Linked DNA regions of Mus musculus: region 2 is linked to region 1. The links are chromatin contacts, found by POLR2A ChIA-PET in ENCODE. All regions are on one chromosome and are shown on one strand. Each heading gives the region's core, a stretch centred on a gene start or an enhancer-like site at or near the end of the contact. The rest is flanking DNA. Distances are from core to core; before and after follow the strand shown. Region 1 holds the start of Dvl1 (dishevelled segment polarity protein 1). Region 2 holds the start of Ccnl2 (cyclin L2).

Evidence for each region. ChIA-PET counts read pairs that join two places held with the same protein, here RNA polymerase II (POLR2A).
Region 2: POLR2A ChIA-PET joins it to region 1 with 15 read pairs in Patski. The contact joins the promoter of Ccnl2 here to the promoter of Dvl1 in region 1. POLR2A ChIA-PET finds 5 or more read pairs at or near these places in 3 of 5 experiments (Patski and embryonic stem cell).

What each region holds. Positions count from the first base shown.
Region 1 is chr4:155,846,010-155,848,709 of GRCm38, forward strand. Dvl1 (dishevelled segment polarity protein 1) reads left to right here and starts at 1,393. Exons shown (of 15, transcript NM_010091.5): 1 at 1,393-1,895. The coding sequence starts at 1,726.
Region 2 is chr4:155,811,068-155,813,767 of GRCm38, forward strand. It overlaps Ccnl2 (cyclin L2), which reads left to right and starts at 1,422. Exons shown (of 11, transcript NM_207678.1): 1 at 1,422-1,742; 2 at 2,101-2,175; 3 at 2,392-2,501. The coding sequence starts at 1,461.

The DNA of each region.
Region 1 (2,700 bases), core at 143-2,642:
TGTCCCATCAGCGTCAGTACCATGGCTCCTACCTTCTATAATTGGGCGAGTCAGCTGGGAATCAAGGGCATCTGGGTTATGGGAACCCCTTTATTTGATTGCTTCTGACCCATAGACCAGTCGTAGCTTGGGTCAAGGGGCACTCAGGAAAGGATCTGTCTTCCTTCTCCTTTGGGCAGACCCTCTGAGGCCATCTTGCTGATTTCTTTCTTTCTTTCTTTTGTGTGTGTGTGTGTGTGTGTGTGTGTGTGTGTGTGTGTGTGTGTGTGTGTGTGTGTGTGTTTTCCCAGACAGGGTTTCTCTGTGTAGCCCTGGCTGTCCTGGAACTCACTCTGTAGACCAGGCTGGCCTCGAACTCAGAAATCCGCCTGTCTCTGCCTCCCGAGTGCTGGGATTAAAGGCGTGCGCCACCACGCCCGGCTGCCTGGTGCCTTCAGGTTGCTTTTGTAGAGATTCAAGGAAGGCCAGCTACTGGCAAGGGAAGAATAGGTTTCCAGGATAGCAATGGAAGCAAAGGGGAGAACTCTGCTTAGGTTGACTTCAGCGGCCTTTAGTATGCATTCAATGCCTACCTCTGAGTCCTCCAGGCAGTGGTGGGATCTTTCCTTGTGCGGGCTTCGTGTCTGGGGATGGTCCAAGGTCACAACAGGCACCCCTTTTCTTCATCACTGATCAATATCCTATGTCTTCCCCCATTCTTACTGGTCAGTGAATCACTCCCTCTAATGGTCTTAGGCCATCCTGGACTGAGGGGCGGACCTGGTCTTCCTTGGTCTGCAGAGGACACCTGGCTGGTTGGATCTACAGTATCCAGGGCTAAAATTCCTTTGGCTTCAATTGCAGCCTGGGCCTTGCCTGGACATCTGTGTGGATACCTACTTGAGTTTCTTGGAGATCCGACGGGACAAGGCAGTGGGCATAAGAATTGAGCTCAGGATTAGCATGGGGGCACAGTGAGGCTCTCGCTGTTTGGGCTAGGCATAGGTATCTTCAGATTCTTATAGGGCGCCTGAAGCCGCCCGAGCGGACAGTGCCTCCACATTCTGAGCACCTAGAAGGAGAATCAGGACCGGCCTAACCTAAGGACACTCCTCTGCTCCCTGGCAGACCTTATTGGCTCAAGGGGAGCGATCTTTCCAGGGTTTCTCTGTCTTTCTGGGGTCCAGCGTGCCCACCTGCCCAGAAACCTCAGACCCAAACGCCTCAAGGATCGCAGCCTGTTGGGAATCTGGGCTCCACCCCAAGACAGCGCTCGGAGAGACCCGACCGGCCAGGCCTTCTGAGCCCGCCCAGTCCCACCCCGGTTGCCCCGCCCGTGCGCAAGCCGTAGCCCCGCCCCGCCGGACCCGCTCTGCGCGTGCGCAGTCCCGCCCCGCCCGCGCTGCGGGCGACTAGTGACGTCACCGGCCCCGAAGCGCCCTCCGGCGGCGGCGCGCTCCACCCCAGCAGGCGGTTCGTGAACAGCCCGAGGGGGCGGCGGGCCGCGGGAGCCCTCAGAGCCGCTTTCCCTGGCGCCCGCTCCGGGGCCGCGGCGGATGGGCGGCCGCGGGCCGCGGGGCGACAGGCGGGGAACGGGTGCGAGCCGGGACCGGGAGGGGCGGCCGCGCCAAGGGGCCGCGGGGCGGCCGGGCGGGGCGCGGGCCGGCGGTTTGGGAGGGCGCCCCGCGTCCGAGAGGCGAGCCGGGCCCTGACGCCGCGCGGGTTCCGCGTCGCCCCTGCCGCGCCATGGCGGAGACCAAAATCATCTACCACATGGACGAGGAGGAGACGCCGTACCTGGTCAAGCTGCCCGTAGCTCCCGAGCGCGTCACGCTGGCCGACTTCAAGAACGTGCTCAGCAACCGGCCGGTGCACGCCTACAAATTCTTCTTCAAGTCCATGGACCAGGACTTCGGGTCAGTGGGCCGCGCGGCCTGGGCAGGGGCGCTGGCCTCCTCCCGCGCCTGTGTGCACGAGCTGGCACCTGTCCGCGCCGGCTGGGCTTTCGGGTCTGGGGACGTCAGAGAGCGCCCCCGTCGCCGGCAACCCTGCTGCGCATCTACAGCAGGTGTAGGTAGAGTTTCTGCGCCCAGTGACCCTGAGTGTGGCAAGCTGGGGTTCCGAGCCACTGACTACCCTCTGGGTAGGCCAGACAGTTCTTTCTGACGGACAGGCGAGGGCCCAGGCTTTCTGACCACCATCCACTGGTGCTCCTGTGCCCAGCTGGTCCATGTTGGGTGCCGAAGGCCACTCTTAAAGCCAACTCCCTTCTCTCTGGTTAAGCACAGAGCCTGATGCGTTCCTCCTCTGTGGATGGAAACCCGGGGCTCAGGACTGCCCTGGTGGGTGTGCAGTTTATGCGGGGGGTGGGGGGTGGGATCACGGAGAAGGATTGGGGGTTTGTGGCTCCTAGCACCCAGTGGATCCTCCGCTTGAGATGGGGTAATGTGAAATAGGTGGCTCATAGGCACCCGCCTGTTTTCTGGAACTTAGAAAAGTTTTGAAGCCTGAAAACAGACTCTTCCAGGTCCCTCTAGAGTCCCTGTGGCAAGGCAGAGAGGTCAAGGGTCACTGGAAACCAAGAAGCTTCATTCCGTGTACCCTGCCCCCTTGGTTCCTGGCTCCTGTGCCTCTGACCTTTCTGAACCACACAACATTTGCATTCCTGGGAGGTGCTCGGTTCATCTCCTGACTTGAGTCAACTTCTAATGTAGTGTTTTT
Region 2 (2,700 bases), core at 172-2,671, 35 kb before region 1:
ACACATCCATGTGGCCCCATCACTGAGCTTTGTTTTCTACTTCACACAAAAAAGACAAGATACTGCAAATCACTGTTGAGTTGTAACCAAGCATCCCTCTCCAATATAGGTTTCTCTTCCTGATGGATGTAATAGTCATCTCTAGAACCAGAGTCTGGGTTGAGTGACTAGAGCCAACAGTCTTTTCTAATTCTTGGTTCAGTTTCAGCTTAGGGAATGGGCAGACCAGGCAATGACAATTGTGCCTACTTTAGAGCTGCAGCCTAGGGGTGGGACAGACGGACAGACAGTAGCAGCGTGGCCATTACAGTGAGAGGACTGATGAGATCTTTGTGGGGTCTGCTTAGGAGTGGAATCCAATCACCCCACTACAGCTGGACTATGGAATACTGACTTTTGGCAACCTTGTTGGCTGTTCACCATACCTGAATCAGAGTTATACAGGGATCTCCTTAAACTCCCATGTCCTCCCAATTTTCCGTTTCACCGAACCTGGCTGAAATCTTATCAAAAGCTTGAGATAACTGAGCAGTGACAGGAAACATCTATTGTGTAGTGGCAGCAGCACTGTTTTGGGTGAAACTAAGCAGGCCAGGACTGGAGTCAGGAATATTAATATTGTCTGTAGGGTCTACTACAAGCCGTTTCACCTTGATCTTCAAGGTCCCCAAGCCATTTTTTTGGCCTGTATTTGCTGCAGTAGATTATTGGGGGTCCCCTTTAAGAAAAGATTGTGTATATGAGTGCTCTGTTTGCATTTGTGCCTGAATGAGAGAAGAGGATATCAGATTCAATCACAGATAGATGGCTGCAAGCCATGATGTCGTAGCTGGAACTCAGGACCTCTGCAAGAGCAGTCAGTTCTCTGAACTGCTGAGCCATCTCTCCAGACCCTTCATCTGCACTTTTTTGTTTAGTATTTTATTTATTTTTGCGACAAAGTTTCTCAGCCATGGCTGTCCTGGAACTCTAGCTGTAGAGAGAAGGCTGACCTTGAACCCACACAGATCCGCCTGCCTAAGTGCTGGGATTAAAGGCACATCTGCCCTTTTAATGCTGGCAGATCCACCCCACAGCTGTTCCAGAGCCCGAGGACGGAAGGGAGGGCTGAGAACTAAAGACTCCGAACTAAGTCGCGGTGTAACGTCGTGCACGTGGGACTGTGGGAGAAAAGTTGTTCTGTCCCAACCCCCAAAGAAAGGCGCCCTTCTAGAACCCCTTTTGCCAGGCAGGAGTTCCGGTTCGGGCCAGGCCGCGGAGCCAAGTGGGTAACGAGCAGCCCCACCCGTGGGTGCTTCCGGCGTCGGTGCCTGACGCGACACTGACGGACTGGTCGTACGGCCAACGGCGTCGAGACAGCGGTGACGTTCAGCCAATGGGAGGGGGCGGGGCGGGGCGGCCACGATCGTCTCGAGCAGCCGCCCTGACGGGAAGGGCCCGAGAAGAGTCGGCGGCACAAAATGGCGGCGGCGGCGGCCGGGGCTGCGGGGTTGATGGCTCCGGCGTCGGCGGCCTGCTCTTCCGGCTCGGCGGGAGCGGCCCCGGGGTCTCAGGGGGTGCTGATCGGCGACAGGCTCTACTCGGGCGTGCTCATCACCTTGGAAAACTGCCTGCTGCCCGACGACAAGCTCCGCTTCACGCCGTCCATGTCGAGCGGCCTCGACGTCGATACGGAGACGGGACTCCGCGTCGTGGGCTGCGAGCTCATCCAGGCAGCCGGCATCCTGCTCCGCCTGCCGCAGGTAAGGGCCGGGCCGCGAGCTCTGCAGGGGCCGTTCGCCGGCCGAGGGCCGAGGGCCGGGCCTTTGTTGTCGTCCCGGCCCCCGGCCCGGAGCTCACCGGACCCAGGCGACGAGGTCCGAGCCTGTGCGCTCCGCAGCCTTGAAATAACCCGCACCCGCCATCCCTTCCCCTTCCCCTTCCCCCTCCGCCGGAGCCGAAGCCCTTTTACCCCCAAGAAAGCCTCGCGAGACCCAAACCCTTTGGGGGAAATGGAAACTGTCGTGGCTATTTGTCCTGGGGGGAAATCACACAAGACATTGTAGCCGGGACAAGCGTGAGTCCTGCATTCAAACGTGATGGAACCCTCTCTGTCCCTAGGTGGCCATGGCTACAGGGCAGGTGCTGTTCCAGCGGTTCTTTTACACTAAGTCCTTCGTGAAACATTCCATGGAGGTAGGCTTCTTTCTGTTTTCTCGGAGAAATGAATTGGGATGAAACCTGGCCTGTTCTGCCCAGTGCTTAGCTGAATTCTGTCCTGCAAAGTCTACACAGCTCTTTCCCTAGAGGCCTGTCTGTCTCTGTATCTTCTGGTTGTTTCTAATAGTTTTAATGCCTTGGAAGGTTCTCAAGTTGGGGGGAAAAACACCCGTGTCACAATGTACATTTCAGCATGTGTCCATGGCTTGTGTTCACCTGGCTTCCAAAATAGAAGAGGCTCCGAGACGAATCAGGGATGTCATCAATGTATTCCATCGCCTTCGGCATCTGAGAGAGAAAAAGTGAGTCCTTTGCAGAGCTGTCCTAATGTCTGTCATTGTTAATACCAACCTGTGAATTTACAGTAGATTGTTCGCATGTGCCCTAGATGCTGTCTTGGGGCAGTTGGTAGGGGGGTACAATAACCAGGATAGCTGGCTGTCCTAGCCCTGCTGAAACAATTCCTGTATGACCACATCAGCTCACCACCCTATTGTCCTG